2 separate regions of the Homo sapiens genome follow, and region 1 is linked to region 2. Evidence: chromatin contacts called from ENCODE Hi-C or POLR2A ChIA-PET data. All regions are on one chromosome and are shown on one strand. Each heading gives the region's core, a stretch centred on a gene start or an enhancer-like site at or near the end of the contact. The rest is flanking DNA. Distances are from core to core; before and after follow the strand shown. Region 1 overlaps BOC (BOC cell adhesion associated, oncogene regulated). Region 2 overlaps BOC (BOC cell adhesion associated, oncogene regulated).

What was found. A loop is a pair of places that touch in the nucleus more often than their neighbours do. ChIA-PET counts read pairs that join two places held with the same protein, here RNA polymerase II (POLR2A). Pooled maps may share reads with other maps.
Region 1: a loop to region 2 is called in a map of mammary epithelial cell, with 6 times the contacts of the local background. The contact joins two enhancer-like sites. A Hi-C loop is called at or near these places in 5 of 168 maps with a recorded cell type or tissue (PC-3, PC-9, mammary epithelial cell and 2 more) and 4 of 50 pooled maps. POLR2A ChIA-PET finds 5 or more read pairs at or near these places in 7 of 52 experiments (H1, PC-9, WTC11 and 3 more).

What each region holds. Positions count from the first base shown.
Region 1 is chr3:113,274,120-113,281,832 of GRCh38, forward strand. It overlaps BOC (BOC cell adhesion associated, oncogene regulated), which reads left to right. Exons shown (of 20, transcript NM_001378074.1): 9 at 256-563; 10 at 3,976-4,138; 11 at 4,554-4,664; 12 at 5,130-5,336; 13 at 5,705-5,886; 14 at 6,439-6,544; 15 at 6,912-7,034. Among named protein-coding and RNA genes, the nearest start is that of BOC, 66 kb to the left of the region's middle. RefSeq lists enhancers at 1,896-1,995, 2,406-2,485. Within about 2 kb of position 2,332, at least 21 of the 41 ENCODE cell types and tissues checked have a DNase peak (open chromatin) inside an H3K27ac peak, as active enhancers do.
Region 2 is chr3:113,226,070-113,232,964 of GRCh38, forward strand. The region is part of intron 2 of BOC (BOC cell adhesion associated, oncogene regulated); the gene reads left to right. Among named protein-coding and RNA genes, the nearest start is that of BOC, 18 kb to the left of the region's middle. Within about 2 kb of position 5,487, at least 4 of the 41 ENCODE cell types and tissues checked have a DNase peak (open chromatin) inside an H3K27ac peak, as active enhancers do.

The DNA of each region.
Region 1 (7,713 bases), core at 1,082-3,581, 45 kb after region 2:
GAGTTTGCTTGCCATACCCAAGCCACCCCTGAGCCCTGGCCAGGCAGGCCAGCCTGCCTTTTCCTTCTGGCAGGACAGGGACACCAGCGCTGTCTTCCACGGAGCCTGGCTGGGCAGCACAGAGTGGGTGGCGGTACAGCTGATGGTGGGCCCAGGTTGCCTCTCTGTCTTCTTTCTGTTTTCTCCCCAGGAACAACAGCTCAGCAGGTAAACCAGGAGACTAACCTTTCCTTCTGCTTCCTGTTGGTCCTCCAGGCATAACCCCAAGGCTATGGCAGGATGCTGAGCTGGCTACTGGCACACCTCCTGTATCACCCTCCAAACTCGGCAACCCTGAGCAGATGCTGAGGGGGCAACCGGCGCTCCCCAGACCCCCAACGTCAGTGGGGCCTGCTTCCCCGCAGTGTCCAGGAGAGAAGGGGCAGGGGGCTCCCGCCGAGGCTCCCATCATCCTCAGCTCGCCCCGCACCTCCAAGACAGACTCATATGAACTGGTGTGGCGGCCTCGGCATGAGGGCAGTGGCCGGGCGCCAATCCTCTACTATGTGGTGAAACACCGCAAGGTATGGCCCTGGTGTGGGGCTGCTGCCTCCCCTGCACAGCCTTTCCAGCAAGGCTGAGCAGAGTCACTGTCTCTTGGCCATCTCCCCTTGAGCTCCTGAAGCCTGAGCCGGTAATCCCCACCACTAAACAGGCCCTTCTGTCTCCTCCAGTGTCCATCCCTGCCACCTCCCAGGAAGCTGGTTGTAAGATGGGTGTGTGGGACCCTGGAAGGCCCAGGAAAAAGCCTTGTGCGTGCATCCAGTACTAAGCTCTATGCACTCAATTCCCAGAAGCTCACACTGGCTTCTAGTCCCTGAGGAGACCGTGAACAGTCTCCCTGGTAACCATCACCCTCCTTCTTGCTTTCCTCTGTCGTTAGTTGTTGATGTTACATTTTGGTTTTTTATGAAAGTAAGCCGTGCTGGGTACATACCTGCAGGAACCCTGGCATGGTAAGCCAGCTGTAATGCCAGGAAAACAAATATTTGTGAACAAGTGTTTTCTCTGTAGGCTGTGAAACACCCGCTCAGTTCTCAGAATCTGTCATGGCTTGGGTTGGACAAGCAGGCATTTGAGCTCAAAGCACATCATGTTGTTCAGACCTCAGCTGTTTCTCCTTGACAGAAGGAAGTCTGTCCAGGTGAATGCTTCAGGAGCTGTCAGGGAGGGAGTCTCGGGCTCTGACAGGATGCGGGGGCAGAGCCCAGCCAGGCCTATGCTCCTGGACACTGTGTCCTGTGAGGCAGGGCAGGGTCCCCAGGCCGCCACTCTCGCTCAAGGCCGTGCTCTTACCTGCCGTTACCCCACAGGGATGAGGACATGAAATTCCCTGTAAGAAAATGTCCTTGAAAATGTTTTTGTTCACTCCAAGTATATGCCATTTTCTTTCTAAGGCCATTTGATAGTAGAAAACTATTATTCTTAAATGGTTTTTTAAAAATTGTATGTGATAAAAGCATATACATGCTGATTTTGCTTATAAAAATGCTATGTGCACTTGATGGAAAGCATATGAATGTGGAATTAAAAGTCTTTCTCCACTCCTCCCCACCTCCACAAACAAGCAAGAAAACAGAACCAACCCTGCACAGTGGAGAGCGCTAGCTGTGCGGAAGCTGTTTCCCTGCCTTGGAGCCCTGGCCCCTGACTCCTTCTATTCTGTTTTTTTCCCCTTACATGCTCTCCTAGAAGTCCTTGGGTCAGGACAAGTCCACAGAGACCCTGGGGTTGTCAGAAAGACACCTAAGGCAGAGCACCCCCTATGCTCCCTCTGCTGCCTCCCCAGAGGCAGGGGGACGGGGCGAGCAGTTTCTCATTAGCCCTCCACCTGCTGGCCTCTTCATAGGCAGCCAGCAAAGCGGGTGAATGAGTTTTTAACAAAAAGCAGCATTGTTCACATGTTGTAGGGCAGGGCTGGTCCTAATCCTATTTCCCCATGTAACTGGACACCTCCATCTCAGAGTTGTAGACAAAGATCAGGGCAGGCCAAACGCCCATGGTTCCCAGGAGACAAAACCCAGCATGAGAGCAAGACTAATATTTTTCAGGCCAATAGGTGGCCGTGAAGCAGCCTCGCAGAAGAGGCAGATTGGCAAAGGCCATGCCGTGGTGATCCGGAAATGCCAGGCTCAGGCCGCATTCACCCCCTCAGTGTGTGTGACAGTGACTAATTACCCTTCTATTTCTTATTTTCATTTCTGGGCCCAGTGGAAGTGTGAGGCCAGTGCTGGGAGGGCAGGGTACATGGGGCGCAGGGGAAGTGAGAGTCCGGACAGGCCCCTGCTGCGTCTGGCTTCTCTCAGGCTCCAGCCTGGGGTCTCCTCAGCCTGGGGTTGCCAAGGCAGAAGTTCTGGCTTGAAAGCAGTTCCTCTCTTACGGAACTAACAAGTCTTAAAGATCACCCGAGAAAGAATTTGAAATCGAAAGTCAGCATTCGGGCTGTGTTTTTTCATCCCCCTTCTCTTGCTGGGGATTGGGAATCATTCAGCTAATTTTCACTGTTTCACATCCATGAAGCAAGTTTCATTTCCTGGTGCATCTGCAGACCCTGGGCTACTGTGTTTGGGTTTCCAGCACCACTGGGGAGTCTCAGTTTGTAAAAACGTCTCCCCTTGGAACAAATCCTGGAAGCCTGACAATGAGCCCAGACCATTCCTGTGCCTTGAATGGTAGGTTTTGTTCGACTTTGGAATATTCTGCTCAGAGAGAAGAGCTTTTCCTTACAGCTGTTTTCTTCCTTCAGCAAACCACAACTTGAGGCTCCAGCAGGTTCTCTGGGGTGTAGAGTTGGCAGTAAAGTCTGTTGTCCCGAAAGGTGGCGCGGCAAAGATGAGCAGCCTCTCAGCATCACCTGTTGGGGAGCCTGGAGCTCCCTTACTTTTTCCTTTAAAGAGCTAGGAATTTGAAGCTATTAAAGATTAATCCATCACAGTCACAATTCATCCACAGTTTTTAAGTTCTGAGCAAGGACTGAAGGCAGGAGCGGAAACAAAGAGGATTGAAATGATAGAAACTGCACTGGGCTGAGGATGTGGAGAGGGGTCTAGAGAGGCCAGGCATTTGCTGGGCATCTACTGTGCACCAAGCTCACTGTGGGGCACTTTATACAACTTCTCTCATTTAATCTTCAGAATAACCTGAGAGAGTTTATTTGCCTCATTGGTGAAATGCAGAGCTGAAGGGTCAGAGAGTTAGGGGACTTGCTCTGAGTTACACAACCGGGATTTGAACCCAGGACTTTGGATCCCAGACTCTTCTTCCCAGGATAGGGTGCAATGATGGGCATGCTCTTTGGAGTCAAGTCACCGTTTTGGTGCTCACTAGCCGTGTGGCCTTGAGCAAATTGCTCATTTCTCTAAACCTTAGTCTCCCTATTTGTGAAGTGGAAACAATATTAACACCAATCTTTTGGGCTATTTTGAGGAAAAGGAAGTAGCACCTATAAACTGCTTAGTTCCATGCATAGCACAGAGCAAGTGCTTAGCGAATGTTGCTATTTTAATGGGTGCTGATACTTTCGTTACCTTTCTCATCATTGTGTCTCATTAGAATATAAGCAGAGGGAACTGCATTTGGTTTACATACAGAAGGAGAAAGAAAACAAAACATGGAGATTCTTTGAAATACAGGGAGAGAAGGTCTTTGGAGGAGTTCTCAGCAATATCAGTCAGGCTGTCTGACTTCCCCCACTGAGGTTTCTTTGATGAGATCATTAGACGAGGGATCAGGGAGCCTGACTTGAATGTCCCAGTGAGGTTGGTGTCCCATAGCCAGGGGGGCCAGTCCGAGGCTGTGCCACCCTAACCCCAACCTGGCTTATCGTCCTTCCCCTTCTCCTGCCCTCTTGGGCTCAGCGCTGCTTTCTTTGTAAACCATAGCCCACTCGTAGCCCGAGGCTGAGATGCCGGTCTTTATACCAGCTACCTTCTCCAGCAGGTCACAAATTCCTCTGACGATTGGACCATCTCTGGCATTCCAGCCAACCAGCACCGCCTGACCCTCACCAGACTTGACCCCGGGAGCTTGTATGAAGTGGAGATGGCAGCTTACAACTGTGCGGGAGAGGGCCAGACAGCCATGGTCACCTTCCGAACTGGTGAGAGTCAAACATTGCCCCTTGCTTAGGGTTTCCGTGGGTCTAAGCAAGTTCCACTGGCCCAGGTGAGAATTCCTGCTCACCTTGCCCCAGCTGTTCACCTTGAACTTCATCTTTCCTTCCAGCTACTGCCTCCTTGTGGTTTGTGTGCTAGGCTGAGGTCCCAGCTCTCATCAGGAGAGTAGCCAGCCGGCCTCTCTGGCACCCCTTCATCCCTCTCTCACACAGGGGCCAGCAATAGTACCACAACAGAACCAGTCTCGGCCGAGGCTGAGCCCACACCCTCAGTGCCCCGGATGCTTATTTGCATCACTTTGTCATGCCGCTTAGCAGAGTCTCAGGCAAAAAGGACTCTGTGGGAGGGAGATCTCATGCCTGCTTCCTCCCTTGCTGACTACAACCCATTTCCACCCAGGACGGCGGCCCAAACCCGAGATCATGGCCAGCAAAGAGCAGCAGATCCAGAGAGACGACCCTGGAGCCAGTCCCCAGAGCAGCAGCCAGCCAGACCACGGCCGCCTCTCCCGTAAGCCGCTAGCAGCAGGGACGGACGCGCAGTCAGGACTGGAACTGCCTCAGAGGCCTGTTCCCATGGCTGAATGGGGTCTTGCTTCTGTAGGTCCAGGGTTTTTATGACATCTCCCAGTTAACCACAATGAGGAAATGTAGTTTGGAGCTTTTTAAATAAAAGGCTGGCATTGATGCTGGGATTGCTCACTGGGTGCATCCAGAGAGCAGCAGAGGCCAGAGCTGTGGTCCTTGGGCCTCCACACTCTGGCTTTGCAGAAGGATAGCATAAGGGGTCTTAGCTCAAAGCCCAGGCAGCCGTGGGGAGGTCTGATGTGAACACCAGTGGGTGGAGGGCTGTGGGGAGGAGCGGGCCCGTCAGGAGCAGGCCAGGCCCAGTGGGCATACAGCGTCATCTCACCCTGCTTCCTTCCTCACGTCATCTCACCCTGCTTCCTTCCTCACTGGATACGGTCTTTCCCAGCCCCAGAAGCTCCCGACAGGCCCACCATCTCCACGGCCTCCGAGACCTCAGTGTACGTGACCTGGATTCCCCGTGGGAATGGTGGGTTCCCAATCCAGTCCTTCCGTGTGGAGTACAAGAAGCTAAAGAAAGTGGGAGACTGGATTCTGGCCACCAGCGCCATCCCCCCATCGCGGCTGTCCGTGGAGATCACGGGCCTAGAGAAAGGTAGGGGCCTGGCCACACCGTGGCCTTGGCCTGATCCCCCAGCTGCCCCTTTCCGCCTGGAGGAGGATGACGAGCCTGGGATCCCCTTCTCTCGGCCCAGGCCCCCACCCACCAGCATGCCTCCATGTTGCTGTCTGTGGTGTTTACCACAGTCCTAAAGCCTTCTGCCTCCCTCCAGAAGAGCATCCAGAGCCATCTCCCCTGCAGCTCAGCTCTGACAGTGGCGGGTGTTCTTGTGAGGCCTTTGAGAACTTGCTTTGGGGAAGGGCTGCCCAGAAGACCCCTCCAGGTCCTGGGCCTTGAAAGGCCATGGGAGAATCAGAAGGTATTTCCCAGCTCCTGAGTTCAGTGAGTGTCCCTCTCACCAGGCACCTCCTACAAGTTTCGAGTCCGGGCTCTGAACATGCTGGGGGAGAGCGAGCCCAGCGCCCCCTCTCGGCCCTACGTGGTGTCGGGCTACAGCGGTCGCGTGTACGAGAGGCCCGTGGCAGGTCCTTATATCACCTTCACGGATGCGGTCAATGAGACCACCATCATGCTCAAGTGGATGGTAAGCGGGCCTGGCCGTGGACTGCAGTGGAAGACGGCCTCCCCTAAATGCCCTTCCCTGTGAGCCTGGGGATTAGACTCCCCCGAACAGGGCACCTGAAAGCTTCATCAGTGGAATTTGGGAGGCTCTTAGTGGCTGGAGCTGCTCTAGTGGTCTCCTGTTGATTCTGGTGCCTTGACCTGGTAGACCTCACCCTCCTTCCTGCCCTTCCCCTGACACCACAGGGGATCCCAACACAACTGTTCAGGGCCCCTTCTCAGCCACAGGGGCCCCTCACATGTCCAGGGAGATCAGAAGCAATTGAAGTCTTTGGAGAAATGGCAATTTGTTTCTTCTCTTCAAAAGCTTAGGGACCTCTAGGCTAAATAAAATAATGAGTAATCTTTACAACATTTTTCAGAGAACCTCAGGGATATCATTAGAAATCTTTGCCAGGGGTCCCAAGTGAAATTCAAACTCTGGACTGGGGTAGAACCTTCATACACCAGTGGTTTTGCTTTGATGATGTTTTCTCTGCCCATTGTCAACTTGTTTCTTCTCCATTCCCTATAGTACATCCCAGCAAGTAACAACAACACCCCAATCCATGGCTTTTATATCTATTATCGACCCACAGACAGTGACAATGATAGTGACTACAAGAAGGATATGGTGGAAGGTGAGACACAGTTCTGTGTTTATAGCTTCTGCGTGATATAGTTTCCTCCGCTGGCATGGGGGACAAGGTATTGGTGAAATCTGGTGAAGCATAAACCTGCATCTGGTGTGACACGAAGCTCTAAGCTCCGTGTCATTGACTCATTCATAATACCCTTGAAGCTGTCAACTTCATGAACCCATGTGATGATGGGACAACCTGGGTGGACACCTAGAACATTTCCTCCAGCGTTCCTCCACACGCCGCCCCTGTGCCAGTCAGTGGCATCCTCCCCCACACACTGCCCCAGCTGAGTCTGACTATGAGATTGGGATCAAGAAAACCATATACACATTGCCATGCACCATTCTCTGACTCTGTTTCCCAGGGGACAAGTACTGGCACTCCATCAGCCACCTGCAGCCAGAGACCTCCTACGACATTAAGATGCAGTGCTTCAATGAAGGAGGGGAGAGCGAGTTCAGCAACGTGATGATCTGTGAGACCAAAGGTGAAGCTCTTTGGGTTCTCTCTCCTGTCTTGGTGTTTCCAGCGAGGGAAGGCAGAGTCACCATTCCCTGTGCCTGTGCGGTGCTGGGCCTCTTTCCCAGGAAGACTCTTTGTTTTCCAAATACCCTCAGACTTGGTCATGTTTCACTCTCTACTCATTTGTCTGTGCCTAATACTAAATAGACCATGATGACACCTTCAAGGAACTTGATAATTAACTCATCCATGAAATCAGGGGATAGACCTCATTCTTAAGTTGGGAACTTCCTATAAATACTTTATTCCTGCAATGATATTTGGTGCTTACATGGGTTGGTTTATTTAACTGAACTACAATCCCATGAGATGGGAAAGGAAGTGGGCATGAGGAAGCTGTATACTGCAGCCAAGGCCATGCAGCCGGTTAGGGGTAGAGCATGCTTTGGGCCAGGATTGTCTTAACTACAAGACCAGCCCCTTTCTGTTGCACTTAAAACATGTTAAACATAGTCACATAATAACTTGTTAATATTTGCACATTGGTCAGATGGGGAGATAGCATTATCTCCGTTTTGCAGATACTGAAAGTGAGATAAAGCAGTTGTATTGCAAAGAACATAATCAGGAGAAGATCACAAAGGAATAGGAATAGAGACAGAACAACACATTTTTCTCTCATCAAGGCAATGGCATTCTCTCTC
Region 2 (6,895 bases), core at 4,237-6,736:
TTTTCTGAACCAAAAGACAAATGTATGATCTGAAAAAGCATTTTGTTATTGTTCTTTTCTTTCCTAATGTGGGGGGAATGGGGGAATCTCAGAAAGGCTAATTTATAAATATCTTGTAATACATGAAAAAAACTCACCTTTATCAAAAGGAGTGGCATTCTGTACAGTAGGCTTATCCAGAACCTCCCAGTGGTGTGGTCTTCAGTCAGAGCAGGAGGTGCAGAGAGCGCAGAATGGGTCTTTCTCCATGTGGGGTGCTTCAGCCAGTGCTGGTGGAAAGAAGTCTCTGGTGTGGTCTGGGTCTTCTCTAGTACTTTCTCTCCAGAGCAACCTGTAGACATGAGGGTGGGCTTCTGGTTTTACTGACCACCATTCCATGTCCCTCTCCAGAAAAAGCCAGCCTCCAAGCCATTGGAATGGGGAGACCCCTTAATAACTAAGTTCCAGATCCCTTGAAAGTCAGGAAGTAAAGAGGAACTGCGTGTCCAATTGAGATGGAATCTTAAGCAGGCAGAACTAACTTTCCCCACATGAGAAATTAACCAAAATGCCAGTGTTAATACCCTTAATCTGGATGGGGGAAAGGTAGTGAGACCTCATTTCTGTGCATCTCAGCCAAGATGAACTGGCTAGGGGGTGCTGACCTGTCTCCCTTGTGGAAATAATGCTACCCACTAAAGCTTGTGATGCCTACTGTAGCCTGCCTCTCCTCAGTCACTTGAGGTTTAGCACGGAACTGTTACTGCTTATCCGAATATCAACAATAAGCCTTGCCTGACAGCAGTACATTCATGCCTCTTCAGTCAATTGCCATAGGGGCCTGAAGACATTTGTAGCCATCAGGGTGGCCTTTCAATTGACCAGTTAACAGATATTGAGCACTATGCCTACTGCCTTCAAGACATCTATATTCTAGTTTCTGAATATTTCTCAGATCACAACAAGAGGTCATACTGCCTTGAACTGCATTATCCATATAATCTCCTTAGAAGAGTGCTTGGCTTAGGGTAGAGGCTTTGATGGTCTCTATTATTATCATCATTATTATTAGCTTGAGATGAGCTGCTGATTTATAATTCTCCCACAAGAACCCATATTCTTGGAGAATTTGTCTATTTGAAGAGTTTTGTCAATTATGGTAAGTTGTATAGGTAGAGAAGTGGAGGCACAAGGAAAAGTACTGTGTTCATAAGCCCAAGCTGGCTTCCTTTATGGGTCTGCACCTGGACCTCAAGGCCTCTGCGCATGGTTGGTTCTACAGTCAGGGAAAAGCCAGTCAGAGTTGGCAGCTTGTCATTGGTGAGATATGCACAGTCCTGGGAAAAGCCCTTCCTGGATAGGGAAGCCCCAGAAAGATGGAAGTGGGGAAGAGCCAGATGGCTCCCAGTATTGAGTCCAGAGATTCAGGGAGATAGGCCCCTCAAGGTTTCCTCTGGCTGTGACCAGCAGTCCTCTTTTCAGGAGTAGGGCTCCCTCTTTGGCCCAACCTTGCAGAACCCTCTTTTCCACCAAAACCTGGGCAGTCACTGAAACCTGCCTGACAATGCAGCTTGCCTTAATTGAAAGGACATTGGGTGGTTGGGTGAGTGGGGGTTTCTGCACCTTGGTGCAGGATTGGGAAGGTTTGAGAGGAACTTATTCTAGTTATCCGACTGAAAACAAGTGTTTTATTTTGTAATTAAAAAAAAAACTTTACCCTTTAAAAACTCAAAGAGCTATAAAAGCACAAAGAATAGTATCATGAACCCCATGTACCCATCACCCAGATTCAGCAGTTATCAAGACAAACAAGTGTTTGGGTTTTTTTTTTTCTTTAGTATGATTTTGTTTTCATTACTGTGCTCTGTGTGCAGGATAGGTCAAAGATGGATGCCACAAGGTTACTCTTTCCAAAAGAAGTCTGTAATCCAGCTTTTCTACCACCTTCCAACAGTGAAGTGAAAGGAAAGAGCATTGCCCAGGTACTAGGGTTTGATTTGCGATTGTTCCCTGGTGCTCTGAGATGTTTCTGTGCATCTCCTTTACCATATGTTGAGCTTGAATTTTACCTTTGGATTCCCAGAGCCGAGTATTTAATGGATGTTCAATAAGCATTATTGACTTGTGAGGCAAGTGATTTCATGAGACATTGGCTTTCCATCTGGACAGGTATAAGTAAGTTAGTGCTTAGCGCACCATCCTGGGGGGACGGGGCAGATGATGGTGTAGAGTTGAGGTGGGGCCCATTATTCGAATCCTAGGGGACACTGAGAGGGAATGACAGAGCCTCTCAGGTGAAGGATTAGGAGTACAGGGCTCCTGATTTTGCTGAGAAGGAGGAAGTCAGCAAGGAGGAATAGGAGAGACTGGGGCAGAACTGCTCTCTGTGCCTGGCCCCCAGATTCAGTCATTAATAGGCCCTGGGTGAGGTAGGTCAGGATTATGAGAATGAAGACTCCATCTCCAGACCCTTTTTCTGGGTGGCCATAAGCAGCCTGCAAGCTGCCTGCACTACCAGGCCCCATGTGCCATTCCAGTGACTGTTTTATTCATTTTAAAGTTGGCAGGAGAAAGCAGGCAAAGAATGGGGCTGTTCCAAATGTTGGGGGAGTGGGGTCCACTTCCTGTCTCTGGAGTGCACTGCAGTCCAGCTGCTCTGAGCTCCTCTGGGTCAGGGCTGGGTGGGGTATGTAGTTAAAGGGTATGAAATAGGGTGTTGTAGGGACAGGAGGGAAGACACTTCAAACCCTTCCCCTCTGATCTGATCCCAGGGTGTAGCAGAGGCCTCAGGCAGGGTGCCTCCAAGGCCCTGACTTTCAGCAGGCAACCTGCCCCTCCCATCCCTGCCTGGTCTTTTTCAGTTTAAAGTTCCAGCCTGCTCCTCCGCTCCCATACATGCATGATGTATGTGTGTGTGTGTTTTAATTTTTATTCTTGGCAGAAGTTAAGACACAAGATGGATTTGGAAGGAGATTAAACTAGTCTGGGTATATGTTGGGCAGCAGGCAGCTTCATTCCTGGACTGGGAGGGCCGGGAAGGAGTGCGGCTGCAGCTCTGAGGTGGGGTAGAGGGTTGTCTCCTCCCCCAGTAGGGACCAAACTGAAAATCGACTCCTTCGGGAAGGCCAGGAGCTAGAAGCTCACTGTTAACCCTTTACAGCTGGTTTCAGTGGAGCCAAAGCCCTCTGGTCTGATCTGGTATTAAGAGGATGTTGGGACCCTTGGATGGCCAACGGCTGTTCTACTTCTCAGTGATCTGAGTCCCTGGAAGCTGCTGGCCTTGTTAAAGCAGTCATTGGTGGCTTCTCAGGCTTTGATGTCCAAACGCTTAAATTTGCGCATGCTTGGAAAACATCCCACCTCTGCTAGCATCTACCTTAGGGCCATCCTATCCCTGCCCCTAGAAGCAATTGTTCCTGGCCCCAGTCAGCAGCAGCCACTATGGCTCAGGGACCTGTTTGTCACCTTTGCTACTGTAGAGGCCGCCTTGGCCCCCAAAGTAGATGTTCTTTGCAATGGCGGCCTCCTCTTTCATCTTTATTTCTGTGCAAAGAAGAGAAAATGAAGAATCTGAAAATCCAGAAAATATCTGGGGAAATCTGAGAGAAGCTTTTTGGGAAAAATGTTTTCTTCCTTAAAATGTATTAAGATATTTAATTTGTGTGAGAAAAAATATGTATTTTAGCTTTAAAAATTATAAGAATTTCTTTGAAATGATACAGTAAGGAACATCTTTATGCAAAGTGTTCAATTTCAAACACCGTATCCAGTACAGAACATTTCTGGCAGATATTCCTTACCAAAATGACCCCAAAATCCACGGCAGAGACACCTGCACTGGGATTCTCAACGCTGGCTGCACATTACTATTTCCAGGAAGGAGTGGTGAAAATATTGATGTCAAGCTCCCATCTCCCCAGAGATTCTAACTTCATTTGCTTGAGGTGCTGCCCAGGCATTGTTATATTTTAAAGTATCCCCAGATGATTCTCCTGTGCAGTCAGAATTGGGAGCTACACATTTAATGTTATCAGAGAACAGAAGGAAAATGAGAGAACCTAGGTTAAGAAATGAGAAGCATCTTCTTGTCTCTCAGTACATAGTGGTGCATATCACCTGGATCCTAGATTCAAAGCGCTGCTACCAATCTTTGGGCTGTATTTCAATACTCAGACACTCAGGACCGACTGTAGGTGTGGAGAACTTCCGGGACTGCAGGTGCAAATGCATCTTCAGGAGTACGTATGCAGAGTACATTGTGAGAATCTGCCAAACCAATCCATCCTGAAACATGGTGGCTAGTGCATGATTCCAACTCAGACTTACTTTGTTTTCTGCCTTTCTTAATTCCTTTGTTGAAAACAGTTTTGTTGTATAACTGCTTTAAGCTGCCAAGGACCCCAAGACCAGCAAGCAGGGGAAGCAGACAGTCTAGGCTTTGAATCCTTTACTTAAGCAAGTTCCTTAATCTCTTTGAGTCTCACTTGCTGCATCTGTGTAATGGGATGAGAATACTACCGACCTCATATAGTTGTTTAGTAGTTAGACAAGATCATTCATATGTATTAGCTCATTATCTTGCACATGTTAATTCAACAAGTGGTCAAATAATTTTATTTAAGATTGGTAGTTTCTTTTTGTTGTAAATATATGCCTCAATCCCATGTTGCAACAAAATCTAGTGTAGTACATTCAATAAATCTCAGTGATTTTTAACTTGTATTTACAAATCAGTAGGAAATTAGTAATTTAGCAGGAAAAAAGGCAATCTTTAAATGTTAACTTGCTCAACATGACTATTTCAGCAAACTAAGTATTAGATGGTATATTTTATATAACTTACTAAACAAAGCAATTTCAGATCTGTAAAGTTTGTTAACAAAATATTAAATGTATTTTCTTCTTTTTCCCCAAAAATACTTATCCACATTGTGTGAATGCAACAGAATCCTGGAATTAGGGGAAGTGTTCTTTATAAGCTGGAGGAATTGATTGCTGGAGATTAAGGAATATGGACATAGCATATTCCTTAAATGTGATAATGGGGCAAGGAACAACATTTTATGGTTGAAGGGGTGGTTGGGAAATGAGGCCTATGGGAAGATGGGAAGATAAAATATCAGTGGTGGCATGAGAATATTTGGAGATAGCTTTTTTTCAAATTTGCCTTTTTAATTACAAAAGCGATGCTACATACCTTGTTTGAAAATTTCCAAGGTATTTAAAGCTAAAAGGGCAAATCCCCTGATCTTCAGAGATAACTGATACTAAAATTTAAGTGTCTCCTGACATTTTTCTATGACAACCCAGATAACTACACACCACATATTCATAAGTAACTTTTTTAAATTATAAAATGGGATCATGATGGTTTGCAAATTGCTTAAGGACATTCTTCAGGAACCTCTTAGGCCAGTATTTCTCAAAGAGTATTTGGTGAAGGTCTCATCACTAATGGTACTGTGAGAAAAAAGGATAGTTTTGTCAAATGAGTCCAGGTTTGTGGTCAAGTGAGTCCAAGCCTGTGGGTACAGACTTTAGTGCATACTCTCTCCCACTCTTGGTGATTCATGATGCATAATAGCATACTAAAGGCTCAGAAAAGGCCTGCAGTAAAGAAATCTGATAGCTTTTCTTAATATAGCATTTTCCTAAATTATTTTCGGTGGCATATTTTAATATCTGGTAGGTTTTTAGAATATTCCTCACTAATCTCCTTTCCACCACTACATCCCCACCCCTCTGCCACTGTAACCTTGTGAGATAGGCAGGAAAAGAGCTCATCTGTTCATTTAATCAACAAATACTTACTGCACTCCTACTATGTGCCAAGCATTGTGATTGATGCTGGGGATATGTGAATGAACAACATAGAAGGCTCTCTGCTCTCATGGACTCTCACTGTTTGCCTGCAGCATAGTGATGGTATTAGTCACATCCATCATTAGTCATGGTGGATGGCTGTGCTGTGTGTACCTGGGAATGGCAGAACCTCAGCAGGGGGATCCTCTTTGCAACTGGTGGAGCCTAAGAGCAGGAGGCTAGAATTATCCCCACCCCCTCTGCTCCTTCCCTTCTTCATGCCTCTCCAATTCCCCACACTTTGCTCCTGCTGTAAACAGTGGTGCCTGATCCAGCTGGCAAGGCTCCATGTGTTTGTTTTCTCTGCATGTGCCAGCCTTGCACCGAGGCCACTGAGCTTCCCAAGTTGGGGAGAGCTGGCAGGGGTTGGGGCTGGGGGCTTCCAGCAGAAGGCAGGGACTGTTTGACAGACCAACTGCAGCATGCTTCAGATTTCCAAATTGATATTTATTTAAGTTTTAGGTGATTTAAAAGAACTTTGTAATTGAGAAAGGAAGGATTGGGGATGAAGTTGGGGACTGAATGTGTATATTTGGGGGTCAGGGAGGTGGCAAAGAAAGTGAGTTTGTATGAGGTCAGATGGGAAAGAAAGTAAACTGTCATGACTCCAAAGCATACTTAGCAGCTAGAGCTGGAGCTGTTTGCTGTGCGAGTGTGTGTGTGTGTGTGTGTGTGTGTGTGCACACGTGCACATGCCTGCCTGTCTTAGAGGTGGAGAATGCACATGTCCAAGGCAGGATGCTGGGCCACCCTATGAGGGAGGTATCCAGCCCCTGAGATATTGCCTCTTCTTAAATATTTTTTGTGAAGTACTGGGGATGAATCTGCAGTAAGCATTAGACTAATGAAAATATTCCTAAAAGTAACCCTAAAAGGAGTTATTCAGATTTATTAAGTTGCTGTCACTTATGGGATACCTACTTAGTGCCAGTCATTGTTATAGATGTTTACTAATGTGATCTGTTTTTCCTTCAGCATCCCTATGCGAGTTGATTTTGTTGTCCTGTGCCAAACTGTTCCTTTTAAAGTTCGGGGTAAGGGTTTCTTGCTTGCA